2 separate regions of the Mus musculus genome follow, and region 1 is linked to region 2. Evidence: chromatin loops called from intact Hi-C (ENCODE). Cell type or tissue: heart. All regions are shown on one strand. Each heading gives the region's core, and the rest is flanking DNA. Links, peaks and the distances in the headings are about the cores only.

The links. A loop is a pair of places that touch in the nucleus more often than their neighbours do. Peaks named below come from ENCODE experiments on the same cell type or tissue, not always from the same donor. Only the 100,000 strongest peaks of a DNase experiment are listed, where the experiment ranks them.
Region 1: it touches region 2 in a loop (4-fold over the local background); 3 of 42 quality-filtered maps call a loop at or near these places.

What each region holds. Positions count from the first base shown.
Region 1 is chr1:53,347,924-53,356,953 of GRCm38, forward strand. Asnsd1 (asparagine synthetase domain containing 1) reads right to left here and starts at 4,829. Exons shown (of 6, transcript NM_133728.3): 1 at 4,607-4,829; 2 at 2,957-3,010; 3 at 2,064-2,139; 4 at 1-635. The coding sequence starts at 543. Asdurf (ASNSD1 upstream reading frame) reads right to left here and starts at 4,829. Exons shown (of 4, transcript NM_001353501.1): 1 at 4,607-4,829; 2 at 2,957-3,010; 3 at 2,064-2,139; 4 at 406-635. The coding sequence starts at 4,696. The coding sequence ends at 556. In heart, for the core only: a CTCF peak has its summit at 4,947 (motif pointing left); a DNase peak (open chromatin) is centred at 4,818; H3K4me3 peaks cover 1,720 bases; H3K27ac peaks cover 1,438 bases.
Region 2 is chr1:52,644,322-52,653,351 of GRCm38, forward strand. Nemp2 (nuclear envelope integral membrane protein 2) reads left to right here. Exons shown (of 9, transcript NM_001142647.1): 7 at 940-1,165; 8 at 4,429-4,605; 9 at 5,385-7,598. The coding sequence ends at 5,523. Among named protein-coding and RNA genes, the nearest start is that of Nemp2, 18 kb to the left of the region's middle. In heart, for the core only: a CTCF peak has its summit at 3,981 (motif pointing right); a DNase peak (open chromatin) is centred at 3,990; H3K27ac peaks cover 232 bases.

The DNA of each region.
Region 1 (9,030 bases), core at 357-8,356, 700 kb after region 2:
AATCTGGAAAATTCCAGATGCTGGAACTTCTTGCCACTGGTCTGCAACTCCATATACCTGGGTACCAACTGACGAAAGGCAGAAACTCTTGCCCAGATTACTAAACTGCCAAAGCAAGCTACGCCGACCAAAAAAGTCCCTACCAAACCATAAGTGATGGCTAGAGGCCTGATAATAGATAAACGACCATGGACCTTGCACTTTAGAGAAGAGCAGCAAAATTTCAGACTCATTCTTACAGGCAGAAAGGCTATTGAACATAACCTGGGTGTCATTATCTTCTGCTTCAACCTTTACTCCATTAAAAACTTCTCCATTCCATAAGAACACATTGCCATGTTCATCTTCTACAGGTTGGATAGTCAAAACACCTCTTAAATGAAGAACATGACCAGAAAATAAACACTGATAGTTAACAGCAGATTTTAACAACTGCCTGCTGCTGTTGGGGCCCCGCCGTCTAAGATTATGCAGCAAATCCTCTTTTAACTCTTTACTGAAGTGTTCAATAGAGAAGCTTACAGAACAGCAAATGCCACACATGGTTATGTGAAGTCAGGTTGACTGTGTCTTGACTTTGGTTGTCTCGGAGGTTTCTAATGCTTGGTATTCTTTTTTTAGTTCGTCTAATGTATCTGTTAGGAGGAAGTGAGAAAAAATATTGAAGTGAAAGTTCAAAAATATTTACCTACTATTTCATGGACAAAACAGGCTACTTCTCAAGAATAAACCATATGAGATTCACTGTGCAAATGCCAGCAATAATTCACAATGCTTTAGTGACAAACAATGCTGATATTTTGGTAATATTTTCTTTCCACTGAATACATACTTTGTCCAATCACTTGGCTAAACACCTTAGATATATAATTTTTAAATACTTCAAGACATTAGAGCAGTAGTTCTCAACCTTCCTAATGCTACGACCCTTTAATACAGTTCCTCTTGTTGTGGTGACCCCAACCAAAAAATTATTTCATTGCTACTTCATAACTGCAATTTTACTACTGTTATGAATTGTAATATAAATATCTGACATGCAGGATATCTGATATGTGACCCCTAAGAGGGTACTGACCCACAGATTGAGAACTGCTGCCTTAGATGTTCAAAGTATTATCCCTGAAAGTCACTGTATAATGATTTTTCATATTTCTGTTAAGCTCTTAAAATATACATGACTACTTTACTTAATAACTAAAGCGGATACGTCTTAAAGTTAAAATTTTTTATTCCTTGAGAATTTCATACTTGATATATTTTGATCACAGCCACTATCTATTTCTCGATCCATATCTCCTCCTACTGGGGAGGGGGCTTGTGCCACTAGCAACAATGGCATTGAATGGCAGTTAGTACAGAGAACCACAACTGGTGCAGCTCGAACCATCAGTGACTGTGGAGTGCTCAACTCTAAACTGGACATCTGTATCACACCCAAAGCTCATGGATAAAAGACGAGACAGGAAGACCATCATGACAACAAGAGACTGGGAGGACGACTATAAGACAGTGTCTTCCAGACATGATGGGGTTGTTATGAACATGAACTCTCTGCAGCTATGGCTGCCTGCCCAAGATCAAGCCAATCCAAATCCCAGCCCGAGCCCTACCGGAAGAGTCTTTTTAAAACTGTAGAACATCTGCAAGGTGGTTGTGGTGCAGCGCATGCCTTTAATCTCAGCACTTGAGAGGCAGAGGCAGGCAGATCTCTGAGTTCAAGACCAACCTGATCCATACACTAAGTTTCAGGACAGCCAAGGCTACACAGAGAAACTCTGTCTTAAAGGACTCCCCCTGCCACCCCCTCTCCCCAAAAAACCAAAACCAAAACCAAAACCAAAAAACCCCCCCAAAAACCAAAAACCAATAAACAACCCACTGTACATATCTTTGGAAGTCTAACTGGAAAACAGACCACTGTACTAAATCAACACACACATTTATTCAGATAGGGCTTAACTGAGGCACCATTATGAATCCCCACAAAAAGCTTACAAAAGGTTTTCTGTAGCATTCCATATATAACTCTGAAAACAAAAACCAAGACGACCACCACTCACTTTTGCTTTCAGAAAAGATTTTTGTTCGATCTTCAAGAAAGAATATGTTGCTGTTCTGTTGCTGCTTGTATACTCTCTGCAAACGAAATTGACAAGATCAGGGTATGACATGCACACTGATGCTGAACAGGATCCTGTTATCATTTATTCTTGAACTTCAGGAATATTCAGAACAGTAATTACCACAGAGAAACAAAGCCACTGAATACTACGCCACCCAGAACTGGTTGTTTACTTAGCATGCATCATCATACCACACACTTTCAGTAACAAAAGCTATCATAGCCACAGATTTATAATTTACTTCATAAATGAATAATACATGGAGACCTTTTCTGACCATATGGGTACAACACTATAGTTCTTTGCTGGCCTCAAGCTTCAGACACTTACTGTATCGTCACTACAGGTGCTGATGAGCGCCTCTACGTGTAAACACACATGCACCCTCACAACTGCTTACACACCAGTTACTCAGAAGTGTCAAACAGCATTTACACATTTTGACAGTTTGATCTCCAAAAATTTGTATTAATTTGCCTTAGCATCTAATATATCCCAAATGACAATATCAGAAATGTCAAGAATGTCAGTCATTACATAATCGCAGCTGATTTCTGAACATATTCATAAAAAAGGCATTAAATGGGTTAAGTATTTAGAATAGTAAAGTTTTCTGTGAAAAACTTCATTCTTTTTTGTTAAAATATAATAAATATTTTTTTATCTTTGAGATCTATTGACATATACAGGAAAAACAAATTTAAAACATGCAAAAACAAACTAGGATACCACGTTAGCTTTTAAATTATGATCTTTGAATTTTGTAATGTTAGCATAAATAATCGAAATCATAATTTTAATATACTATTCAGATTTCCACAGCAACTCACCCGATTCTTCTTTAGATTAGAAAGTTCATCCACAATAATTTTCTGTTCTTTAATCTATTAAAGTAAAGAAAAAAATCTAAAGTGGAAGATTTCAAAGTATGTTTAGCGAGAACATTTTAAGTCACTGCTTTAAAACTAAAGATGGGGTTGGGGGCTATAATGGACTGCCTGTCTAAATGGACACTGAACAAATCAACAGCACTCAGTCTGGAATCAGTAGAAGACAGCTTGAGAAGGAGAAGCATAGGCTTGCCAGGGGTCAGTTACCACAGCTCACATCTTTAACCAGGGTGAGCCACTGCCTACCCAAATTAATACCAATCTTTTAAGCCAGGCAGTGGTGGCGCACGCCTTTAATCTCAGCACTTGAGAGGCAGAGGCAGGCAGATTTCTGAGTTCGAGGCCAGCCTGGTCTACAGACTGAGTTCTGTGACAGCCAGAGCTACACAGAGAAACCCTGTCTTGAAAAAAACAAAAAACAACCAAACAAAAGAACCAAAAACAAACAAAACCTCTCCCGAAAACAACAAAAACCCAATCTTTTAGTTTTATAAGGTCTTGCTGTAGACAAAAAGAGAGAAATAAAATGAATGTGGGTTCTCCTCTTTACCAACAACCAATGGTTTTATGATGTATGCACTAGATGACAGCCAGACATTCGGATAAAACAAATGAAATGGTACTATGGTACTGAATGCCCTACCTGCACTGATCCAACATGATTTTCCACCACTGTATCATTCTATTTCAAGTATTAAGGACTGCATATTGCTGGTATCGTTAAGCTAGGCAAATAGTCTATTAAGTCCTGAGAGCTGTACTAATAACCTACAAAGCCATATTGAGTACGCTTTCCTTGAGATTCAAGTCTGCTTGTACAGTGTTTTTATGCTCATTACAGGAATGACAGGTGTCACTTTAGGTGACACCACAGTACACTGTGGTACAGCGGGAATTAGGCAATGTACTGAAGATATCATATAGGACAGAAAAAATACAGAATTTAGGAATGTTTAATATCTGAAAAGACTATACCCACACCCTTCCACTCTACACGTTTAAAGATTTTCGTCTGTAACTGGAAGTTAGGACTAGTTCCGGTATGGGGTTGCCTCCCTGAAATCCTGGCTATTAGGCAAGAGAATTATTCAAGTAATGCCTAAGCAATAATATCTGAGGCTGGCCTGAGTTATTTATGAAATCCTATCCTAAAGGTATAGAAAAAAATTAATTTGATAGGGTGCTCCTTTCTCTTGTTGAATAATAAAGAGATGACCAAACAGATGTTTTTAGGATCACTTAAAGTTGAGAATATATTTTAAGGTAACAGGCAGCTGAGAAAATCGGCTAAGAAGCTTTTGCCTGAGTCTGGAAGAACAGGTACAGACTTCTAAACTTTTATGATGGACGTCATGGATGGCACCCAGGCGGGTGCGTGGCTAACTGGATGAAGCACAGCCACAGAGCAACAGATCTGTGTGTGACTGAGCAACACATCTGTGTGTCACTTTTTTTCAGGGGACACGCCTCCATCGTCGCAAACCTGCAGGATGGAGGGGAATCAGCTGCTGGTGCTGAGAATGCACGGCGGAGGCTACAGGGCACAGCGGGGCCCGCCGCCCACCACCCTTCCCCGGCGTCCCACGGCACCTTGCTGCTAAGGGACTCGGCGTGCGCAGTCGATGTGTGTGGGGGCCCCGGCGCGGCGCGGCCATCGGCGTGCACCCCACTGCTGGGCATCGCCTAGCCGCGCCGCACGCCAAGAACCGCGACTGAGGAAGGAACGGCAGCCAGCAGCCCCGGCAGGAAGCCTGGGTTCCACTCAGGAATCCGCCCCTTCCGGCACCCCGACCAATGGAGTGCGCACACTCACGCCTGCGCAGTGGCAAGCGCGCGCGGGGTGGGTTGTGAAAAGTCGAATTAAGAGTTGTGCTCCACTGCAAAATGGTTTTCTGCTAAATGTAGGTGTGGCTTGGCTGCAGAATCTATGAATGGTCTGTATCGCCCCCTAGTGGATCCTATGTAAAAATAAATCACTATAATTTAATACTCTTAAATTTGGTTTTCTTCTCCTCCTCCCCCTCCCCCTTCCTCCTCCTCCCCCTCCTTCTTCCTCTTCTTCTTTTTCTTCTCATCCCCTTCCCCCTCCTCTCCCCTCCCCTTCCTCTTCCTCCTCCTCCTTCTCTTCCTCTTCTTCTCGTCCCTTCCCTCCTCCCCCTCCTCCTCCTCCTTCTCCTCCTCCTCCTCCCCTCCCCTCCTCCTCTTCTTCTTCAGATTTACTTATTTTATGTATATGATGAGTTCACTGTCTCTGTCTTAAGACATACCAGATGCAGATCTCAGGTGCAGAGGATACCATAGAAAACATTGAAACAACAGTCAAGGAAAATGCAAATTGCAAAAAGCTCCTAACCCAAAATATCCAGGAAATCCAGGACACAATGACAAGACCAAATCTAAGGATAACAGGTATAGAAGAGAGTGAAGATTCCCAACTTAAATGGTCAGTAAATATCCTCAACAAAATTAAACAAGAAAACTTTCCTAACCTAAAGAATTTGATGCCCATGAACATACAAGAAGCCTACAGAACTCCAAATAAATTGGACCAGAAAAGAAATTCCTCCCATCACATAATAATCAAAATACCAAATGCACTAAACAAACAAACAAACAAAAGAATATTAAAAGCAGTAAGGAAAAAGGGTGAAGTAACATGCAAAGTCATACCTATCAGAATTACACCAGACTTCTCAGCAGAGACTATGAAAGCTGGAAGATCCTGGGCAGATGTCATACAGACCCTAAGAGACCACAAATAGCAGCCCTGACTACTATTACAGCAACACCCTCAATTACCATAGATGGAGAAACAAAGATATTCCATGGCAAAACAAAATGTACACAGTGTCTTTCCACAAATCTAGCTCTATAAAGGATAATAGATGGAAAACACCCACACAAGGAGGGAAACTGCACCCTAGAAAAAGCAAGAAAGTAATCTCCTTTCAACACACCCAAAAGAAGATAACCACACAAACATAAAAATAACATAAAAAATAATAGGAAGCAGCAATCACTATTCCTTAATTTCTCTTAACATCAATGGACTCAATCCCCCCAATAAAAAGACATAGACTAACAGACTGGATATGTAAACTGGGCCCAACATTTTGCTGCATATAGGAAACACACCTCAGTGTCAAAGACAAACACTATGTCAGAATAAAGGGCTGAGAATAATTTTCCAATCAAATGGTCCCAAGAAACAAATTGGAGTAGACATTCTAATATAGGATAAAATTGACTTTCAACCAAAAGTCATCAAAAAAGATAAGGAAGGACACTTCATACTCATCAAAGGAAATATCTACTAAGAAGAACCCTTAATTCTGAACATTTATGCTCCAAATGCAAGGGCACCCGCGTTCATAAAAGAAGCTTTACTAAGTTAAAAGCACACATTGCACCTCACACAATAATTGTGGGGGACTTTAACACACACTCTCATCAATGGACAGATCAGGTAAACACAAACTAAACAGAGACCCAGTGAAACAAACAGAAGTTATGGACCAAATGGATTTAACAGATATCAATAGAACATTTAATCCTAAATCAAAAGAATAAACCTTCTTCTCAGCACCTCATGGTACCTTCTCAAACTCAGGGCTGAAATCAACCAAGCAGAAACAAAAAGAACTATACAAAGTATCAACAAAACGAGGATCTGGTTCTTTGAGAGAATCAGCAAGATAGATAAACCCTTAGATAGACTAACCAGAGGACACAGAAACAATATCCAAATAAACAAAATCAGAAATGAAAAAGAAGATGTAACAACAGAAACTGTGCAAATTAAAAAAAATCATCAGATCCTACTACAAAAGCCTATACTCAACAAAACTGAAAAATCTGGATGAAATGGACAATTTTCTAGACAGATAGCAAACACCAAAGTTAAATCAGGATCAGATAAACCATCTAAACAGTCCCATAACTTCTAAAGCAATTGAAGCAGTTATTAAAAGTCTTCCAACCCCCCCCCCCAAAAAAAAGCCCAGGACCAGATGGATTTAGTGCAGAATTCTATCCAATCTTCAAAGAAGATCTAATACAAATACTCTTCAAACTATTCCACAAAATAGAAACAGAAGGAACAAGATCTAATTCATTCTTTATCAAGCCACAATAATGCTGATACTAAAACCACACAAAGACCCAACAAAGAAATTTTCCTTGATGAATATCGATGCAAAAATACTCAATAAAATTCTTGCCAACTGAATCCAAGAACACATCACAGCCTTCATTCACCATGGTCAAGGAGGCTTCATCCCAGGGATGCAGGGATGGTTCATTATACAGAAATCCATCAATTTTATCTATTACATAAACAAACTCAAAGAAAAAAGCACATGATCATTTTATTAGATGCTGCAAAAAGATTTGACAAAGTTCAACACTTTTTTGTGTTAAAAATCTTGGAAATATCAGGAATTCAAGGCCCATACCTAAACATAAAAGCAATATACTTCAAACCAGTAGCTAACATCTAAATGGAGAGAAACTTGAAGCAATCCCACTAAAATCAGGGACTAGAAAATGTTGCCCACTCTCTTTATATCCAATATAGTACTTGAAGTTATAGCTAGAGAAATTAGACAACAAAAGGAGGTCAAAGGGATACAAATTGGGAAGGAAGAGGTCAAATTATCACGATTTGCAGATGATATGATTGTATACTTAAGTGACCCCCAAAAATTCCACCAGGAAACTCCTGCAGCTCATAAATAACTTCAGCAAAGTGGCTGGATATAATGTTAACTAAAACAAATCAGTAGCCTTCCTATACTCAAAGGATAAACAGGCTGAGAAAGAAATTAGGGAAGTGACACACTTCACAATAGTCACAAATAGTATAAAATATCTTGGTGTGACTCTAACCAAACAAGTGATCTGTATGACAAAAAACTTCAAGTCTCTGAAGAAAGAAATAGAAGAAGACCTCAGAAGATGGAAAGATTTCCCATGCTCATGGATTGGCAGGATTAATATAGTAAAAATGGCCATCTGAAAGCAATCTACAGATTCAATGCAATCCCCATCAAAACTCCAACTCAATTCTTCATAGAGTTAGAAAGAGCAATTCTCAAATTCATCTGGAATAAGAAAAACCCCAGGATATCAAAGACTATTCTCAACAATAAAAGAACTTCTGAGGGAATAAGCATCCCTGACCTCAAACTATACTACAAAGCAATCGTGATTAAAAAACAAACAAACAAACAAACAAACAAACCAAAAAAAACACGAAACAAAAACAAACCTGCATGGTACTGGTACAGTGACAGGCAGGTAGATCAATGGAATAGAATTGGAGACCCAGAAATGAACCCATACACCTATGATCACTTGATCTTTGACAAAAGAACTAAAATCATATAGTGGAAAAAAGACAGCATTTTCAACAAATGGCGCTGGTTCAACTGGAGGATAGCATGCATAAGAATGCAAACTGAACCATTCTTATCTCTTTGTACAAAGCTCAAGTCCAAGTGAATCAAGGACCTCCATATAAAACCAGATACTCTGAAACTGATAGAAAAGAAAGTTGGGAAGAGCCTCCCGCACATGGGCACAAGGAAAATTTTCCTGAACAGAATACTGATAGTTTATGCACCAAGATCAAGAACTGACAAATGGGATGCCATACAATTACAAAGCTTCTGTAAGGCAAAGGACATCATCAATAGGACAACACAGCAACCAGCAAATTGGGAAAAGATCTTTACTAACCCTACATCTGATAGAGGGAAAATATTCAATATATACTAAGAATTCAAGAAATTAGACTCCAGAGAACCAATTAACCCTATTAAAAATGGGGTACAGAGCTAAACAAAGAATTCTCAACTGAGGAATACCACATGACTGAGAAGCACCTATAGAAATGTTCAACATCCTTATTCATCAGGAAAATTCAAATTAAAACAACCCTGAGATTCCACCTCACATCAGTCAGAATGGTTAAGATCAAAAGCTCAGGTGACAGCAGATGCTGGCAAGGATGT
Region 2 (9,030 bases), core at 447-8,446:
ACAGGATTAAGTGCATCCCCTCCCACTGAGGCCAGACAGTAGTAATAGCCCCGTCATAGCTTCTTTCCTCACCAAGGTGCTGGAGAAGCCACATAAGACATCCTGTGAGAGTTCCACTTTCTAGATTGATGTGAGGCCCATTTTAAATTTAACTTATTCCTCCTTAGTATCTACTGTAAATGAGAAATTGAATCCTAGATTTGCTTAGAAACAAATTAAGCACTTACAGTGAAAATCATTAGAAATGCTGTATACTTCCCATCTGGAAACAATGTATCAGATGTAATGATGGACTGGGCATGGCTAGCTCCCTGATTGGTCCTCTGTAAAACTACATTCTCCTTTAGTGACTAGAACTTAAAAATTAAATCTAGGGTTTGTAAGCAAACTATGATATCCACTGGCTTACTTTTAACCAAAGCAACCATGAAACCACTTGTCCACCCAGGACACTGGACTTAAAAACAGATATGACTATTATTATCATAATAATCAGCATATTTCTTAAATTATTACAGAAGCTAGCCTGTCGGGCTGGAGAGATGGCTCAGTGGCTTAGGGCGCTTGCTGCTCTTCCAGAGGCCTCGAGTTTAGCTTCTAGCACCTGGACTGGTTAGCTTACAACAACTGCCTGTGAGCCAGTTCTAGGGTATCTGATGTTCTCCTGACTTTACCGCTTGCTGATGTACACACTCAGACAGATAACAATAATGATATATCTTTAAAAGCCGACCTGTGCTCGCACTCAAATCCAGGACTAATGAGCTGTAGATACGCTTTTCAAACCTTATTGAAAAAAGGAAACATTTTGTTCGTTTTCTTAATTTTTGAAATCAAAGTTAACTGGTAGATGTTACTGTTCAGCCAGGGCTCTGTCAGGTTTTCCACCTCAGTTTTCCAGCTCAGGTTTAAATGCTTGCCCTTCTTCTGTGTTTCTAGGCTATGTGGTGGTTGTTGGACTTTGTAGCTTTGCTGCCTGTTACAGTCACGGGCCTCTTGCTGATGAGGGGAGCAGAGACCTTCTCATGTGGACCCTGAGGCTCTTCTCCCTGGCTCTGGTCTACACTGGTGTGGCCGCTCCTCAGTTTGCCTATGCTGTTCTGATCGTCCTCTTGTTCTCCTGGAGTCTGCACTATCTCCTGAGAGCATTCAGCTATCTCAGGTGGTGGGTATCCTTTTTCTATGGCTACCAAATCTGATATTTTGAGTTCTGGGTTAGTTTATTGTTTTAAGAGATACTTTTGGTTACATCTTACAAGTAGTTATGGGGTTTTTGTTTGTTTGTTTTTAATTTGTGGGATTTTTTTTTTGTCCTTGTTGTTTTTTTGTTTGTTTTGTTTTGGTTAGGTTTGGTTTTTCAAGACATGATTTCTCTGTGTAGCCTTGGCTATTCTGCAAATCACTCTGTAGACCAGGCTAGCCTCAGACTCAGAGATCCATACCTGCCTCTGCCTCCTGAGCACTGGGATCAAAGGTGTGTGCCACGACTGCCCAGCCACGTAATTATGTTTAATCTGGAGGTTTCACTTTTCTTAGAGGAACAAGAGCTCTAAGTGTTTGCTCCATCTTCTTTGAGTTATACCACAAATTACTCTGAGGTTAGAGCTCGCTAGAATCAGTGAAGAAGTTGCTTGGGCTCTGGGTTGTATAACGTTTCTACCTTTATCATACACTTCTTTTCATTAGAGCCAATGTCGACATGGTGATATTAATTGTGCTTACAAGAGAGGAATTAGGGGGAAATGTCCTGGATGATTGGAAGGAGTTACTCAGTTCATTTTTATTAAGGGCTCACTTTGTTTTACATTTTAAATTTAGCCTCGTGAAAATACAGAAAGAAAGATAAGGTCACCTCTGCTGACACAGTATTGTTACGTGTTTCCTTAGCCTGCATCTGTGTCAGGCACACAGATGGAGATGGTCCTGCTCTTGAGGATGTATATTGTAGAGATGTGGGCATGCAATTATATATCAACTGCCTTTAAAAAAAAAGTGTGTATATGTGTGTATGTGTTTGTGTGTGTCTGCCATATGTTTGTGGGTACTCAGAATGGCCAGAAGGTCCTGTGTTGCTGCAGTTACGTGCAGTCGTGAGCACCTGGTGTGGGTGCTGGGAACCATACTGCAGTCCTCTGGAGAGCACTTGTCATTCTTAGCCACTGAATCTTCTTTCTAGCCCTAACACTATGTATCCTTTAAGTATGAAAACAGCTTCCCCCGGAACTAAAGTGTTAATCCAGGAAGGACTTCCTGCAAGAGATATCATTGGGTTGAATCTTAAGTAATGACCCAGGGTGGCCCTTGAACAGATGTGGAATGCATTCCTGACAGAGAAAAGGCCCCCTATAAAGCCATCACCAGGCAACAGTGCTGTCAGTACACTGAGTGAGGTGTGCCCTGGCCATACTGGATGGGCTCACTGAGGAGTCCAGCCTGGTTCTGTGTGTGGGGCTTGGTGTGGGGCTCAGCTGTGCGCATTTCCATTCGTTCACTGCCTCCTGTCTAGACAGAAGGTATAAGTCCAAAAGTTTGGGCCCAGGCAGGAGCAAGGCAGTGGGTGGCCAACAGGACTATGGGAAACTCTGCACTGCACCCCCATCACAAAGGCAGCATTTAAAACAAGCAGGAGTTGATTGTTGCTAAAATGTGGATTCTGCTTTCAGATCTGATATTCAAAGGAAACTGTAAATGTAGACTAGTACTTAGATGTAATTCTTTCACTGAAAATGCTGGCAGTTAATCTAATGAAAAGTAGAAACTTCACCCAGGAAAAACTAAACTAGAGATGAGTAATTGTTGGCTGGTGGGGTAGACCCATCTGCTTTCTGGCATAGGGTCAACAGGGAAGTCCTGTAGTAGAAGGTATTCTTAGACATTGCTGTGGTCCAGGCAGACACAGAGAGAGACTTGGAGTAGGAAAGTGAGGTTAAGGCTGGTAAAGGGAGTTAATAGATGCTTGATCATTGGCTGTGAGGAAGCAGACTCCATAGTGTCAGGTAGTTTCTGGATCTAGTGGCCCTGTGTGTGATAGCATCACTTGGGTAAAACATTAGAAACAGTACAAGGTAGTCATAGGATAAAAGGCAGCAGTGTAAGTGGGATGCCTTGAGACCAAAGGGCTTTTCTCCTGGCCCCATCTGAGAAGAGGCCCCTCCACTAGGAGGTGGCCGGCCACTGCACAGCCTGCCGGGCTTGTGGCCCAAGGAACACAGAGTTCCTATCTCCTTCCCTTAGCTACTGTCTTGCCAATAGCAAGTGTGTTCTCATTTGCATGATGGCTCCATTATGTGTCTGAGGGGCATTCTATAGCAATACATATGTACTGCTATGCTGTCTACTTTACCCATTGGTAGAGAATAATTATCTGAGACAGTAGGGACTAAAGTAGAAAGAAGTCTACAGGTTAAATAATAAACCAGGCAAAAAATGTGTTTACTTTTTATCACACTTTCTAGTTTGCAAAGTGCTCTTTGTGTTTATGTTAATATATAATAGCTGTTTTTTTTGATGATGACTGAGCAGTTTGTGTAAATATCCCACCTCATCTCTTCAGTGGCTGATGAGGCAAGCATTCTGCTGTCCTTACCATGTGACACAGTGAAGTGGAACCAGGAAGAGATTGGCCAAGTTCAGACAGTGAGGTCACCTTCAAATTGGGTTGTGCTCCAGTGTTCTGGGTCAGAGCCTGGGTTTTTCCTATAGGAAACCTGGCTAGTTGTTCAGAAGAGGAGAAAAAAAAAAAAAAACAACGTCACTTGGTTTTCAAACCAGTTCGTTCGTTCAGGTGCCATATGTCTCTGTTATCATCTTGAGTTCCTAACGTGCAGATTGCTATAGTTTTATGATATTTATCCCTTTCCTGACTGGAAGACAACATCCAGCCTCTGGGTTCTTGGTGTGTATGTAGCCAAAGAAGAACTAATTCAAGTTCCTTTCCTTGATGGATCTTGTGCAGCATCTCCTTTCTGTGTCGGGTTAATCAGAGGCACCACCACTAGGTGGGGGTGATACCCCACAATTCCAGCTTCTTCGTAGTGTAGTAAGTGGTGTTCCTCCCTGTTGGTCTTAATGAAAGGACACATTGAAAGCTTGCCAAAAAAAGAAAAAAAAAAAAAAAAAACAGCAGACAAAGTAGGAAGCCAGACATTTTGTCTAATTGTTTGATTAGAAATCAATGAAAAAAGTTTAATCAACATCTCAACCAGAAATTGATTCTCCAAGGCCTTAGGCCATTGCTATGGCAGGGAGAGAAGAGGCAAGCACAGTAGACTCATTCCTTACCCCTCTGTCATGGCAGGGCTGTGCAAAGTGCAGTCTGCCATACAAGGAGCTCCCAGGTATGACTGTTGGCGTGTAAAATGCATATTTTTGAGTATTACAAGGATTGATTTGGGCAGGAATCTGTCAACCACGTGTCATGTGTTTTAGGAAAATGAGGCCGTGGTTCACAGCAGAACCTCAGGTGGCGAGGTATCTCACTGATGACGAGTACAGGGAGCAAGCTGAAGCTGCAACAGCCAGGGCTCTCGAGGAACTGCGCCAAGCCTGCTGCAGGCCTGACTTCCCTTCCTGGCTGGCTGTCTCCAGACTCCAGGCTCCTAAAAAGTAAGTCCTGCCCTGGCCACAGCACACATTTGAAGTGATTTGAAAATCACGTAGTATCTGCAGCATACGTTTCTGCTTAGAAGCAACCATTCCTCTTGGTTACACCTTACACCAGAATTGTGGGAGTTCTACTTCCTGGGTGCTCTGGCCTGCCGGGAGAGCTGCTGAGGTCTTAGATGCCATGCAGATCTGAGCGAGGCATTGACAGTGAAATCTGAACAATGCACTACACTCAGAAGGAACAGAGGAAGTTGAAGGAATGACTTGGTACACCTGCTTGTGGATGAATAATCCTGCCCACATGAAATCACATATGCTGTCCTCTGTTTAGGTTTACATGCTATCCTCAGCTGACACAAATTCAAATTTAATTAAAGGGGATAAGTGGGGAGGCACACATCATCTTTCGGATAAACCTCCATGACAAAATTAACTATTTTTTTAATTAGGTATTTTCCTCATTTACATTTCAAATGCTATCCCAAAAGTCCCCCAGACCCTCCCCCGCCACCAACTCCCACTTCTTGGCCCTGGCGTTTCCCCGTACTGAGGCATATAAAGTTTGCAAGACCAAGGGGCCTTTCTTCCCAATGATGGCCTATTAGGCCATCTTCTGATACATATGCAGCTAGAGACACGAGCTCTGGGGGTACTGGTTAGTTCATATTGTTGTTCCACCTATAGGGTTGCAGACCCCTTTAGCTCCTTGGGTACTTTCCATTGGGGGCCCTGTGTTCCATCCAATCAAAAATTAACTATTTAAAACAAAATTTTCTAAGGTTTGCAGAGTTTGTTCTTGGAGCCAGCCACCTGTCACCAGAGGAAGTCAGCACACATGAAAAGCAGTATGGCCTTGGGGGTGCCTTCCTGGAGGAACAGCTCTTTAGCCTGCAGACTGACAGTCTACCTGCAAGTTGACTTCATTCTGAACAGGAATGCAAATAAAAGGCAAAGATCCTACTCCAGCTGGGTGGGACCCATGCACCTCAGAGAAAAATAAGCCATGCAAATAAGGAAAAACTCGTTTTCATTTGTGCAAGAGAGCTTTACTGTGGTGGTGTGAAGGCTGAAAGTGTCATTGCCACATGCCCTGAATGAAGACCTTCATGGAAACAGTGCAAACCTGTTCTTTAGGACCAGTAAACAGAACCTGAGACCTTCCCTTCACCAGGCACTAACTCCCTTCTGGATGCCCAGGAGCTGGCTCAAAAGGCTGCATTATTGCCCTCCGTCCTTCCCCTCCCCCATACCAGTTCACCAGTATCAGTGCTTTCTAAGGTGCTATTCACGTGATAGTACGAAGTGCTGCTGAAAGAATTCTGATGCTGGCTGTGGTTAACTCAGAGTCATATATTCTGCAAGCTCCTCGGTCTTTCATGTTACAAAGTCATTGTGGGTCTCCTAAAAAGCAGACATGCACAGGGCTTCTAAGTTACTAACCACAAACCATTTTTCATGAGACTAACAATCTTTAGAACTCATGTTTGGAAATGCTATTGATGGTGGAATTTAGGTTTGAGAGTTAGAGCAAAAGTGTCGTTAGCAGCCTTGGCAGCCCCTGGTGCATCTGGGACTCAGGCATAAGACACTTCTTCATGTGCAGGTTCAGGGCTGTCTCGCTCTAGCCTTGGTCTCATGGTGTTGGTGCCCCAAGTTTTGTTGTTGTTTTGTTTTAATAACTGTGATTAAAAAGAAACATTTCTTAGGCTTATATTTAATGTTTTGATAAGATTTTATATGCAGACAGATTAAAATATTATAATTTTTGTACTTTTTATATATTGAAATTGAAAGTATGAAAGCATTTGTGACATTTTGTGATTTATTTTTTAAAACTGATTATATATGTTTACAATGAGTTCCCACAAAATAGATTTGTGATACCTGGTTTTTTTTTTTGTTTTGTTTTCTTTTGTTTTTTTTTAGTGAGAGCAAATGTTTGTTTCTTGATCCATGATAAACTTCAGGTTAAAATGAGCTACAAATTGGGCTTTGGGCCCAAGGAAAGGAGCAGAAATAGCCTTAAGAGTTGGCTATGGCAGACATTCTGTGAACAGGTCGCTACTTGATCCTCTGAGAATCAAAGTCAGGGTGTTTTATCTTATGTACTGTAATGATTAAACAACAACAGAAACACAAAGCATGAGAGAGGAGGAGGGGGACAAGACACGGACTTGGTCACTGTCATCCCCTGAGAGTGATGCTGACTTCGGAACTTTCTATATTCACTCTCAAATGATGCTCTCTCTTTGACGCTCTATGTCAGTGTTTCTGCCTCTGCCTTTTGACAGACATAGGTAATATCAGGAGTCTTTTTCCTTTTCTTAGAAACCTCACTCAGGTCAATCTGTGCCTTTACGTGTTGACTTTAAAACGTCAAAGAATAGGGTCTGGAGAGATGGCTTAGTGGCTAAAAAGAGCCTTACAGAGGATTTGAGTTTCGTCCTCAGCATCTGAGTGGCATGGCAGCTTGCCGCCATCCATAACTCTAGTCCCAGGGAGCCTGGTACCTTCCTCTGAGTTTGCATGCACATACACACAGGCATGAACACTTGTGTGTAAACAATGTGCTTCTAGTCATTTTGGCAACTATTTTGCAAAAATAGACAGGAGTTGTAACATTTTGCCACAGCTTAATCTGGTTTTCTTTTTCAGTAGCTTTATTTCTGGGCATTGTAACAGGTCAGGTGTGTCAGTACTTGGGCATTGCCATGTTCACCTCTCACTACACAGCTTGCCTAGTATAGAATGTGTTTGTGTGTGTCTGGCACATCAGCACCCCCTGAGCCACCAGAACAACCCCACAGTTGGGACTTCACTGTGAAGCTGTAGCTCCCAGCACCAGCAAGCCCGTGCACCCACAATGAAAACAGTGGTCGTCTTTTGAGAGAGCTGTTTTTCATGTTCATTTCTGGAAAGAATCATGGATCTGTCAGATTGCTATGTGAGAGCTGTGAGAAGCTAAACAATTAAAACATTTCTGGTGAAATGTTCCCTGGGCTCCGAGTCAGTGTGTATGACAAAGACCAATGACATTTCTAATGCCCACCAAGCAGTGTACAGTCCTTCCCTTCTGACCTTCCTCCTCTTTCTGAAGCAGCCAATGACTGACTGTCCTTCAATGGCAGCTATGTTTCACACCTTCGCAGACATGCACATACACACAGCAGAACCCTCGTTGTGCCCTTGCTTACAGCAGATGCCTCCCAACAGCACCCTGTTTGAAGCAAGTTGGACTGTTTGACACCAAATGTGTGGGTGAGAAGCAGCGTAGGTGGCTATACTTAAATGGTTTAAAAAATCATATCATTTGAATGCTAGTTTTCAAGGGTTTTAAAACACAGTTTACAAGCACAAAGACACTTTGTGAACTAGTTATGTAGTTTGCCAATAATATTTAGGGCTGAATTTTAGGGGAGTGTCCATGTGACAGGAAAATATTTGAATTTATGTCTTTTAAAAATATCTAGAAATGTAAGAGATTACAGATTTTAGGATATCTGATGGATTGTATCAATATATCTGAACATATACATAGTTACGATCCAGAGGCGATGCTGATCAATAACCGCCCAAATAGGATCTCACATTATCCTCTATTTGGGGATTCCCCACAATTAGATGTGTCATTTTTGGATTGGCTTTTCTGTCTAACCTGCAGTGGAATCCTACACATAAATCACATGGGATGCTTGTCTGATGAAGCCTGCAGCAAGACAGATGTCTTCAGATGACCCTGTGAGCAAGCTACCTTCACAGATTCCCCACTGGGTGACACTGCATGGATAGATGAGGTGCCAGTTTAGCCTCTGACTCATACCTGACTTCCATTCTCTAGACCTGTCTCCCATTAGGCAATCTGCAGTGTATCGCAGCTGGCAGAAGATAAAGGCACTGAGACTCACATAACCAGCAGAGTCTATCTCAGAAGACACATTTACCTGGCTCTGTACTATCAAGTCTCTCACTGAAACCTCAGTTTTACCCAGGAGGCCTTAGGCCCATATAAACTGTGACTGGCAAAGCTGACACTTCAGTCCAGACAGACTTCTGGCCCCAGGCCCACATTCTTGACCCAAGCACTATGAAGTCTCCAAGCTGCCCTGTGAAATCTGGGTCTAATCTTGAGCTACAATAGGGCGAGTGTGTTAGCGGCCCAGGGCAGATGGGAACCAGATGAGATGTTCACCTGGGCTGGCTCACATTTTCCCAGACAGCAGCAAGTTGCTCCCTTTTATAAGCCACAGCTGGCCCTGCCTAAGCTATATGATTTCTGATTTGAAAAAGAACTTTTCTTTCACCTCCCAATTCCTGTTCTCATACAAGCATCACTTTCCCAGATGTCCGTTGGCTTAGAAGTTCTGTGTCAGGGAGTTATTAAAGCTTTTGTGTAAACTACGTGAGTGGTTTAGAGTTTTAAGTGTC